Linked DNA regions of Homo sapiens: region 1 is linked to region 2. The links are chromatin contacts, found by Hi-C or POLR2A ChIA-PET in ENCODE. All regions are on one chromosome and are shown on one strand. Each heading gives the region's core, a stretch centred on a gene start or an enhancer-like site at or near the end of the contact. The rest is flanking DNA. Distances are from core to core; before and after follow the strand shown. Region 1 holds the start of KANSL1-AS1 (KANSL1 antisense RNA 1). Region 2 holds the start of DCAKD (dephospho-CoA kinase domain containing).

Region 1 (5,547 bases), core at 1,605-4,104, 1.1 Mb before region 2:
CTCACAGTTCTCTTTTGGAGGCTGTCCAGGGGGCTTCTACTCACATCTCATGGCCATTCCTAACCAATCATTGGCAAAGAGAATGGGTTAAAACTAATCAGAATAGAGTGGATATTGGAGAGTCAACATGACTATTCCAAGAGTGATTTGAAATATGTTGGTGTTTTTATTTTTTTATCACTTTTCATTTTGAGATGGTCTCGCTCTGTTGCCCAGGTTGGACTACAATGGCATGATCATGACTCACTGCAGCCTTGACCTCCCAGGCTCAAGCAATCCCCTCAGCTTCTGGAGTAGCTGGGACTGTAAGCACATGCTACCACACTTGGCTAATTTAAAATTTTGTTTGTAGAGATAGGGTCTCACTCTGTTGCCCAGGCTGGTCTCTAACTCCGGAGCTCAAGTGATCCTCCCACCTCACCCTCCCAAAGTGCTGGGATTACAGGAGTGAGCTGCTGCACCAGGCCTTTTTCTTTAAATCTTTTTTTGTTTGTTTGTTTTATTTTGTATGTAGGTGTTTTCAATCAGCCTTTTGGACATCCACTATTTTTTGGGGGGAAATTTAAGAAAATTTGTTTCTCTTCATAAGATTTTTGTGTGGTGGCTCATGCCTGTAATGCCAGCACTCGAGTCCAGGAGTTCGAGACCAGCCTGGGCAACATAGGGAGACTCTGTATCTACCAAAACAAAAAGGAGTGAAAAAAATAACAGCTGGGCATGGTGGCATATGCCTGTAGTGCCAGCTACTCAAGAGGCTGAGGTAGGATCGCCTGAGCCTGGGAGGCTGCAGTGAGTTTGATTGCACCACTGCACTCTAGCCTGGGCAACCGAGCAGGACCCTGTCAAAAAAATAAAAGTACAAGTGGATGCCTAATAAGAAAGATGTCTGATTTTAGATAAGAATATACAACAGGTTGACTGATTTAAGTGCCATAAACCCTGTGAACTCTTGACTCTTGCACTAAGCAATGAGAGAAAGGGGAAACTGGAATTTATAGTTCCCCCAAATACATGGTTTTAAAAATGAGCATTTTCCAGTTTTCTCCTAATCCATTAGAAAAATATATTTCATATAATCTTGCTTATTTGGTTGCCTAATTAAATCTGACAGTTCAGTCTTAAAAATTTGGAGCAGCAGTAAGATTATTTTGTTATGGTGTGTCTGAATTTAATATTTAAGTATACGCTGCAAAGGGCTTTGCCTTATTTGGTATTTTTCATTCTGCTAATTTAGATTTCAGGAGCCTCAGATTGGGGCTCTAGTTCGCCATCTGTTGGTCCAATACCCTTCTACTGTATTTTGTGGAATTACTATTTATGTGTGTATGTGTGTACAATAAAAAAGTCAAAGTTTTTCCCCAGGGTTGTAAATTAAAAATCCAAGACTAAAGACCTCTTTTGGATGTGTATACAAATATTAGTTTATTCTTTGTGTAATTTGACCCTATGACTCCAAACTGCCTGCCTTTGGTATTTGAGAACTATGACTATGCTTGAGAGTGTGATTTTAGGAGTACAAATGGAAATTCGCAGAAACCTAGGTGCAGATGTTGCAGGGGCAGGTGAGTTAGTGTAACTTTGTGGGAAGACTAAAACCGTTCTGTAACGACTGTGAGGGTGTTTTTTGATAAGCAGAAGTGACGTATAATGCCGGATATTGGTTCTGGTAAGCCACAAAAAAGTGTGAAGCATTTTGCGTCTTCCTTTTTGGTAGTAGAGCATACATACCCTTCTTATCTGCCGAATTTGATGATTTAATGATTTGAACGATTTTTTCTTCAGTCATTTAAGCCAGTTTTGATGAATCCTAGATTAGTCTTTTAAATCTCAAGATACTCCACTCATCTTTTGGCAACTTTAAAGGGTGGTAGAATTACACTTTGTGTGACACTTTGTATTACATTATGTTTATGAATTCTTTAAGTCTAGGAAAGGTTCCATTATTTTAAAGGTCCTATTTTGGGGACAATATAAAGTTCTGTACTGATAAACTGGTCATGAGAAATGATAAGGTGCCACCACTTTAAACCAACTCTGGTAACGAGGTGGGAAGTTGGCTTTTTGTTGTGAGACTTGTGTTTCTTTATGGAGTTCTTTGTTAAACTTTTAGCATGGCAGTGAACTTCCTTTTGGTGGCGGCAGGAAGCATAAATACTCATTGTGTAATGCCATTTGCCTGTTTTGGCGGATCTGCCAAGCCATGACACCCAAAACAAGACGCGTGTTTCTTCACGAAAACTACAGTTCCCAGCGGGCCCGGCGCCGGCGGGGCCATCACTTCCCCTCTGGCTCCCGGCTGTCCCTTCCCGGGCTGGCCCGGCGCGGGCCCTGGCTGGGGCCTGCGCAGTGACTACGTGCACCCTCCCCACCCCGCCCAACTCTGGTGGCTGCGGAGCGCGGTGCTGGGGCTAGTGCCCAGCCGTGCTGCAGTATACGGAGGCTGGCTGCTAGGGACAAAGGGCGGGCGGCGGAAGCCGCTTCACTGGTCAGGGAGCTTTCTGCAGGGTTAGCCTTGGAATAGTGTGGTGCCGACGGCCTTACCCTCTTTACTACACAGTGCAAACAGTTCCTCGCTCACGTCCTCTCGCTCCGCGGCGCCGGCCCGCCCTGCCCCTCAACTGGCGAGCCGCACCGCCGGCCCCAGCACGGAGGGCATGTGACGGCGTCAGTGCCTCAGGTTAGACTCACCTCGGCCGCAGCGAGGGCTGGCTTCCCCCTGCCGCAGTGCTGCGTGCCGTCGCCGCACGTCCGGGGCAGCTGGGGCCGGGCGCCGCGGCCTCCGCAGATGGAGGTACAAAAACATCGGCCACGGCGAGGAGCCATGACTGAGGCGGCGGCGGCCGCGCCTCCTGGCGGCCCGCGGGGGCGGCGCGGCGGGCGCCCCCTGGCGGCGCGCCGGGGTGGAGCGGCCCTTCGCCGCCGCAGCCGCAGCCGGCGGAGGCGCTGCTGTCCCTCCTCCCCGTGTCCCCGGCGCTCGCCCGCTTGCTCGCTCGCTCCATTCTCCCTCCGCTTCAGATTAAAGGGGGGGAGGGAAAAGGAGCTCGGCCGCCATTTTCCCAGTGCCGCCGCCACCGCCGCCACCGCTCGCCGAGCCGGCGGGAGAACCGAGCACCGTAGCGAAGCCGACTCGTCTCGCCGCGGCGGCGCGGGGGGCGGCTGAAGCGCGCTCCCCGGCTGGAAAGAGGCGGCCGGGGGTGGCGGCCTGGGTGCGGGTTCGGGCTGCAGACGGCGGTGCTTGTTTGTGCGGGGCGGGGGGGCGGTTTCACTCTCTGCCCCCGCCCGCCCGCCCTCCCGGCCGGGCTGCGGTCTCCAGCCGTGCTCGGGCCCCGTCGGTGCGGAGCAAGGCCGGGAAAGGGCCCGAAAGAGAAGAAAAAGCAGCCGCTCCCCGCCGCCGCCTTCCCCTCCCCCTCTGCCTCGCCCCCCCGCCCGGAAAGTCAGGGCGGCTCCGGGCGTCGGGGGGAGGAGAGCGGCGGGCCCGGGCCGGAGCCGCCGTCGCGCGCCCCCGCCCGCCGCTGGCCCTCGGCGCCCAGGCCGGGGGGCTGTTTGCAAACTGCGCCCATTTTGTGGGGCTGAATCCGCCCGGGCTACGCTCCTCCATCACGTGGTAGGTGCTGCTGCTGCTCCTCTCCTCCTCCTCCTGCTGCCCTTTCTCCTTCTCCTCGCTCTCCCTGTGGCTCCCATTTCTCTCTCTCTTTGTTAGTTGTAACTAGAAAGGCAGGGCAGGGTAGAAAAATCCCCCGGAACTTTAAATGGCCTCTCCGGGCTTCCCTGCTGCGGGTCCGGGCTGGGAGTCGCCCCAAGGGCGGGGGTGTGCGGGGGCCCTTCCCCAGGAGCTGCCGCCTCGTTCGCCAGCTTTTCCTTTGGCGTTCTATTTAAAAAGGCGGCCTGAAGAACATGATTTATTCCCGTAAAAGAACCCCCCAAACAAACTCTGGCTCTCGCCTTGAACTTCTCTTGACTGCAAAAGGCCTTTCTCTGCTCGAAACACACATCTTGGCGCGTTGCACGGTTTGTATCACAACTCTGATTGTTTCATTTATTATTTTTGTTGCCTGTAAATTCAGGTCACTTACGTTTTCAGATGTAGTCTCCCTCAGGCGGACTTTTTTTTTTTTTAAACTAAAGAGGAAGAGGGATTTATTTGCTTTTAAGTGAGTTGGAATCTTAACTGCCTTTTTGGGGGCCTGTTTTCCGGCTGACGGTCTTTTGATTCTTAGCAAATAGTTTGTTTTCCATACGATAAACAGCGCTACTCCCGTGTCTTACTTAAAAATCCTCGTTTTCCAATGTTGGAATCCCAATGTGGATTTATAGAGAAACGTGCTACTTAACTATTGCTTACTGATTGCTTTAGGGGAGAAGGGGTGACATGATGGCGCCACTTTAAATTGCTCTCTTTCCTTTTCCTCGGTCCCCCCCACCCCCCTTTATCCTGGAGGTCACTGGAGCATTTTCTGTGACTTATTAATAAAACTGTACTTGAGGGTGTTAGAAGCACAACTCGTAGGGGCTGGAGTTTAGTGCTCCTAGGGTCGGCAGACCGACTGCCGCGGTCCCCAAAGTTCCGAGAAATCTCTCTTCCTCCAGCCTCGCCTCCCTCCCCTCCATTCACAATCCTGGTGTTGCCATCTCCTTTGTCACGTGGCTAGCAATCATTGTGTTTTTTTGTTTGTTTTGGGGTGTGTGTTTATATTTTTAAATTGCAGCTCAGAGGAACCTTTCCTTTTCGCTTTGGAGAGATCAAAACGTTTTACTTGTTTTAGTTTTAGAGTCGGAGAACATTTTAAAATAAACGATAAAATTACATAATCTTTGCCTTGCATAATCATGATATAGTTATAGATTGCTACTGAACTTCATTTTGAAAGTCCTTTCAAGTATGGAAACTAGTACGTTAGAATATGTTTTCCATTTGTCAGGATGGTCTGTAATTTCTGTTTTCTCTGCTTTTTGGGTCAGTTAAAGGACCACTATTTACAAAGGCTTAAGTGGGTGTGTTTTCCCTTTCCCCTTTCCTATAGGCTCTACTTGGTTCCTTTTCTAGCATGCTGTCTGACCAATTTAGAAAATTTCAATTGTCTACAGGCGTTGTCAGTTAAAACTATTTTTTTAACCTATCAACAGTGAATACTTTTGAGTAGTAATTGTTTTGTGCCTAATGCTAAGTGTATTTATTAGCATTTCGGTGTTGATCTAGAAAATTTTTACTTTTAATCCTGTAGTTTTAGAAGTATGTTATTCCTTTATCTGTTTCTTTATATCAGTTTTTCCCATAATTGGGTAAACTCCTATTTTATAAAATACGAAGTACATTTCTGGTTTTTTCTACATAGGTTACTAGACATTTTTTCAATTTGAAAAAACATTTTGAATTAAGAAACTTTTTTTTTAAAGTAAATACGAAATGTGGTTCTTGAGTATGCATTGATCCTGATTTACCATGTACATTGTCAATGGTTTGGACCATTTTCTTTGCTAACAGTTACATCATGTCATGTGATATGTGCAGTGTGATGTGTAGTTCTAAAAATAAGGCAAGGTAAAAAT
Region 2 (5,841 bases), core at 3,048-5,547:
CCTGCCTTGGCCTCCCAAAGTGCTGGGAGTACAGGTGTGAGCCACTGTGCCCGGCCACATATAACCTTTCTTCTGGTGGACCTACGAAGCCATGAGATAGATTGTGATTCATTTATTCCAACCTCGGGAACACTGATGACTTGTCAGCCTCTATGGCAGGAACTGGAGAGTCAGGGGTAGAACAGTTCTAGCACAGTGCCTAAGAAAGTGGGGAGCACAGGCTGTCCAGAGGCAGGAGATCCTGGGGGGACATGGTGGCTTAGCTGAATGTTCATCAGGACAGTAAACAAACTGGGGTGGACCTTCTAGGTAGAAAGTCCAGGTGCCTGAGACTTGGGTGCTTTTGAGGTATGGCAATGAGAATGATATGACTTAGGACTGGAGCTTAGAAAGTGAGGAGTGTGTGCCTGTGGTTCCAGCTATTCAGTGGGAGGCTGAGATGGGAGGATCACTTGAGCCTGGGAGGCAGAGGTCACAGTGAGCCAAGATCGTGCCACTGCACTAACCTGGGTAACAGAGTGAGACCCTGTCTCAAAAATAAATAAATAAATAAATAAATAAATAAACGTACAGAAAATAAATTTAAAACCAGGAGCCAAAGGAGTCATCTCTAATGGACTCAGGGTTGTTCATCAAACAAAATGAGAAGCAGAACTGTATTCCAGGCATCATGCTAAATGCTAAGGACACAGAGGTGACTGAGATGCAGGCCACTCTCAGGATAAAATGAGATTGTGTAAGTAGCTACAGCCAGCTCAAAGTTTCTTATTGCCATCCTGAATCATGAAAGACATATATTTGAGCTGAAAAAGCCCTTGATGGCATCACATGGAAACTCCAAAGCCCAAGTTTCATTATGGAGGAGGTGCCTGGGTTGAAGGCCCTGTAGCAGCCCTTCACCCTTTCCTATGGGATCTTCCTGGGGCAGAGGTGCAGCTGCTTTTGGCAAATCGGACCACAAGGATACCTCCTTGGAAGACAAGGCTCTCACTTGTACATGAATAGTTATAATACTGTAAGGCAGTATCTGAGAAAAGTAGGGTCATCTGGACGGTTTCCTAACACTGTGTCCCAGGAAGATCCAGATAATTTGGGGGGACAGGCCAGGCCTGTTCCTATCCCTGTCTTGGCCAGCCATGATTACTGGTGGGAGTCTGGGTATCCCTTGGATGTGTCAGGAGTAGGGAAAAGGGTGAGAACCACAGGATTAGGTTAGCTATACATTGTTTGATCAAGGAAGGGAATTGAGCCATTAAATCTGGCTCTATAAAATAGAATTAGATTTGTTCTGTATGGCCCCACGGTTTAAAACTAGGAGAGATACTGCCTAAGAAAGAACTTTCTAACTGCCAAGACTGGACTTGAAAAAATAACAACTGTCAGCCAGGTGTGGTGGCTCACACCTGTAATCCCAGCACTTTGGGAGGCTGAGGCAGGCAGATCGCCTGAGGTTGGGAGTTCGAGACCAGCATGGCCAGCATGGTGAAACCCCATCTCTACTAAAAATGTAAAAATTAGCCTGGCATGGTGGCAGGCACCTGTAATCCCAGCTACTAGGGAAGCTGAGGCAGGAGAATCACTTGAACCCGGGAGGCGGAGGTTGCAGTGAGCTGAGATCACGCCATTGTACTCCAGCCTAGGCAACAGAGCCAGACTCTGTCTCAAAAAAAAAAATAAATAAAACTGTCTTGAGTGGCAGTGAGTTCCCCAACATGGGACATGTACATGTATACATGGCAGAGATAATGTGGAAGAGATTCAAATACTGGCAGGGTGTTTGTACCAAATGGCCCTTTTGGACACAAGATGGAATCCTTTTTATTGGGTGATGGCAGTAGGTCTCCTTGACTGTTGAAGTCAGGAAGAAAGCTTTCAGGGACTCAGGTGATCTGAGAAAGATGTTAAATTACTTAATTCCTCAATATACTGAATCCCTACTGTGCAGGGCACTGGGTATTGTAGTAGTAGATAGGCAAGATTCCTACCTTAAAGGAAGTAGAGAATAGAGATACAGTTTAAGGAAAGGGAAGGGAGACAGGGTAGGTGTTAATTAAAAACTTCCTGCTGGTGAGGCACCGTGGCTCATGCCTATAATCCCAGCACTTTGGGAGGCCGAGGTGGGTGGATCACCTGAGGTCAGGAGTTTGAGACCAGCCTGGCTAACATGCCAAACCCCATCTCTACTAGAAATACAAAAATTAGCCAGATGTGCTGGGCATGGTGGCTGACGCCTGTAATCCTAGCACTTTGGGAGGCCGAGGTGGGTGGATCACCTAGGTCAGGATTTCCAGACCAGCCCGGCCAACGTGGTGAAACCCCATCTCTACTAAAAATACAAAATTAGCCGAGTGTGGTGGTACATGCCTGTAATCCTAGCTACTTGGGAGGCTGAGGCAGGAGAATCGCTTGAACCCGGGAGGTAGAGGTTGCAGTGAGCCGAGATCATGCCACTGCACTCCAGCCTGGGCAACAAGAGCAAAACTCCATCTCAAAAGCAAAACAAATTAGCTGGATGTGGTGGCGCACACCTCTAGTCCCAGCTACTCGGGAAGCTGTGGCAGGAGAATCGCTTGAACCTGGGAGGCAGAGGCTGCAGTGAGCCAAGATCCTGCCACTGCACCCCAGCCTGGGCAATAGAGCGAAACTCTGTCTCAACAAACAAACAAACAAACCAAACAAAAAAAAAACAAAAACAACTTCCTGCTATATGTGAGGCATAACTAGATAACTAGTTTTTTTTTTTTTTTTTTTTTTTTTTTAACTGGAGACAGAGTCTTGCTGTAGTCTCCCAGGCTGGAGTGCAGTGACCGGATCTTGGGCTCACTGCAACCTCCACCTCCCGGGTTCAAGCAATCCTCCTGCCTCAGCCTCCCGTGTAGCTGGGATTACAGGCATTCACCACCACGCCCGGCTAATTTTGTATTTTTAGTAGAGACGGGATTTTGCCATGTTGGCCAGGCTGGTCTCAAACTCCTGACCTCAGGTGATCCACCCGCCTTGGCCTCCCAAAGTGCTGGGATTACAGGCGTGAGCCACAGCGCCCGGCCTAGATGCTTTATTTTTTTTGAGGCAAGGTCTCGTTTTGTTGCCCAGGCTGGAGTGCAGTGGTACCATCATGGCTCTCTGCAGCCTTGACCTCCTGGGCTCAAGCCATCCTCCTGCCTCAGCCTCCCGAGTAAATGAGACCACACTGTCACCATGCCTGGCTAGTTTGTTTTTTGTTTTTTTTTTTTGTAGAGATCGGGGGTTAGTCTCACTCTTGTTTAGGCTGGTCTCGAACTCCTGGGCTCAAGTGATCCTCCCAAAGTGCTGAGATTACAGGTGTGAGCCACCGTGCCCGGCTTTTATGTATTCTTTCAACAACGCTGCACGGCTGCGATTATCCCCACTTTGAGAGGAGACAGGATGAGAGGCTGAGTGGCTTGCTAGGCTTGTATGGACAGGATGCGGGCTCTGCAATCACATGACTTTGTATGAGAGGGCAAATGGATTAACCGCTAAACATAGTTTCCTGTTGTGTAAAATGGGGATGATGATAGTATCCACCCTGCGGACTGTGCGGGCTGAGATAATCCCACAAAGTGCTCTTAGGACCTGGCAGGTGGAAAGTGCTCATGATCACCTCTGCCAAGGCTGCACAAGTAGCGAGTGGCCGAGCTTTATATCCGAAGTTAGGACCCTGCAGTTTTGCCCCTCTCCTCTCTCTCCCTCTCCTTCCCGGCTCCGGGGAAAGGAAAATTTATGGCTCCGGGTCGGGGGTTGCGGGGGACCTCTGTGCCGTGCTCCGGGGCCGAGCTCTCCCCGCCGGCCTCTCCCGCGTCCGTCCGGCCGCCCTCCCGCCCAACCTCTCCCGCCCAACCTCTCCCGCGTCCGCCCGCCCGCCCAACCTCTCCCGCGTCCGCCCGCCCGCCCAACCTCTCCCGCGTCCGCCCGCCCGCCCAACCTCTCCCGCGTCCGCCCGCCCGCCCAACCTCTCCCGCGTCCGCCCGCCCGCCCAACCTCTCCCGCGTCCGCCCGCCCGCCCAACCTCTCCCGCGTCCGCCCGCCCGCCCAACCTCTCCCGGCCCCGCCCGCCCGCCCGCCCAACCTCTCCCGGCCCCGCCCGCCCGCCCGCCCAACCTCTCCCGGCCCCGCCCGCCCGCCCGCCCAACCTCTCCCGGCCCCGCCCGCCCGCCCGCCCAACCTCTCCCGGCCCCGCCCGCCCACCCAACCTCTCCCGGCCCCGCCCGTCCAACCTCTCCCGGCCCCGCCTGCTGGCCGGACGTCCGGTCTGCAGGCGCGCGCTCCCGAGGTCCCGCCTCGCCCGCTGAGCCGGCCTGTAAGCGCTGCGGAGATTGGGCTAGAGGCGGAGGCCTGGGCCACGGCGGAGGCGCTGGGTACGTAGCGCGCCACGCGGGCCGGTGAGAGCCAGCCGGGCGCCGGGGAGGGGGCGGGCCCTGGCCGCGGCTGCTACGCGGGGCTGCCACCGCCCCGGGCGACCCAATTTCGCGGCCTAGTGGGGCGTACGGGCCTCTTTTGAAAGCCTGAGTTACGATGTATTGAGCGCGTCGTATGCGGCCAGCACTAAGGCAAGTGCTTTTATATCCACGGCCCATTGTCTTGACAGCAACCCTACCAAGCAACGTGTTATTTCCTCTGTTTTACGGCTGAGGACGCGCAGGAAGGTTTACAGCTAGAAAGGGCTGGAGATTGTGGATTCAAACTCAGGATCAGACCAAAGCCACTGCCCTTTAGAACTTTGCGGGCCGATTGATTCTTGAATCTAGCTTCTGCCACTTCAGTTGTGTGACCTTGGGGTATCTTTCCGATCCCAAGTTTGCTCATCTGAAAAATGGGAATAAAGCTACAGTATCTGTCCCATAGGGTGGGTATAAAGTGCTTTACTGTTGAGCTGAGTGATCATCTCCGATTTTCAGACCCCTCTCCTCCGCTTCCCTCTCCCCTGGGAGGCCAGTTAAGGTTTTAGTGAAGGCCCCCGGGACTGGGGCGGCGTGGATCTCACGCCCACCAACTAGTGAGGGAGGCCATCCGGCCACCCGTCTCTTCCTTCCCCAGCTCCGCAAAGGAGGCGTTGGCATTTCAGGTGTTTGCTTACAGAGTTTTCAAAGATTTTTCACTCTCCCTTAGTTGTGGGAAAATGATTCAACCTACCCAAGTGAACTTTGACATTAAGTCTCAATTCTAACGGTGAGGAAATGGAAGCCTTTGAATATGTTTTATGTCTTAAACGTGTTTGTTTTTGCAGGAGGGAGAGTGCTCATTTTACCTGAATAAATCAAGATTGAGTTGGTGTGGCACAGTGCTGGCATAGGCCTGGGGAAAGGGGTGAAATGCTAGAGATCTGGTAGATGGATAGAAAGTGGACAGACGGGTTCGGGTGGTTTTTGTCTCAGCAGGGCCCTAAATTCCCACCAAATCCTCCTCTGTCTGTCTTCACCAAGGTCTGAATCTGTCCCCTTGGTAAATAACGTTTAAATGGTCTCCGAGCCCCTCTTGGTGCCTGTACCTTAAGGAGAGAAGAAGAGGGCTGATAGCTGAAGGCAGGCAAGCCACGAACTTAGCTTTGTTTTGAAAATTACCCTCTGGGCCGGGCACGGTGGCTCACGCCTGTAATCCCAGCGCTTTGGTAGGTTGAGGAGGGTGGATCACCCGAGGTTAGGAGTTCGAGACCAGCCTGGTCAACATGGTGAAACCCCCGTGTCAACTAAAAATGCAAAAAAATTAGCCGGACATGGTGGTGCATGCCTGTAGTCCCAGCTACTCGGGAGGCTGAGGCAGAAAAATCGCTTGAACCCGGGAGGCTGAGGTTGCAGTGAGCCGAGATCGTGCCACTGCACTCCA

What was found. A loop is a pair of places that touch in the nucleus more often than their neighbours do. ChIA-PET counts read pairs that join two places held with the same protein, here RNA polymerase II (POLR2A). Pooled maps may share reads with other maps.
Region 1: a loop to region 2 is called in a pooled map, with 29 times the contacts of the local background. The contact joins the promoter of KANSL1-AS1 here to the promoter of DCAKD in region 2. A Hi-C loop is called at or near these places in 1 of 168 maps with a recorded cell type or tissue (B cell) and 11 of 50 pooled maps. POLR2A ChIA-PET finds 5 or more read pairs at or near these places in 1 of 52 experiments (activated CD4-positive, alpha-beta T cell).

The regions. Positions count from the first base shown.
Region 1 is chr17:46,190,880-46,196,426 of GRCh38, reverse strand. KANSL1-AS1 (KANSL1 antisense RNA 1) reads right to left here and starts at 2,854. Exons shown (of 2, transcript NR_034172.1): 1 at 2,689-2,854; 2 at 1-59. KANSL1 (KAT8 regulatory NSL complex subunit 1) reads left to right here and starts at 2,998. Exons shown (of 15, transcript NM_015443.4): 1 at 2,998-3,604.
Region 2 is chr17:45,050,088-45,055,928 of GRCh38, reverse strand. It overlaps DCAKD (dephospho-CoA kinase domain containing), which reads left to right and starts at 4,297. Exons shown (of 5, transcript NM_001288655.2): 1 at 4,297-4,568. RefSeq lists a silencer at 4,157-4,656.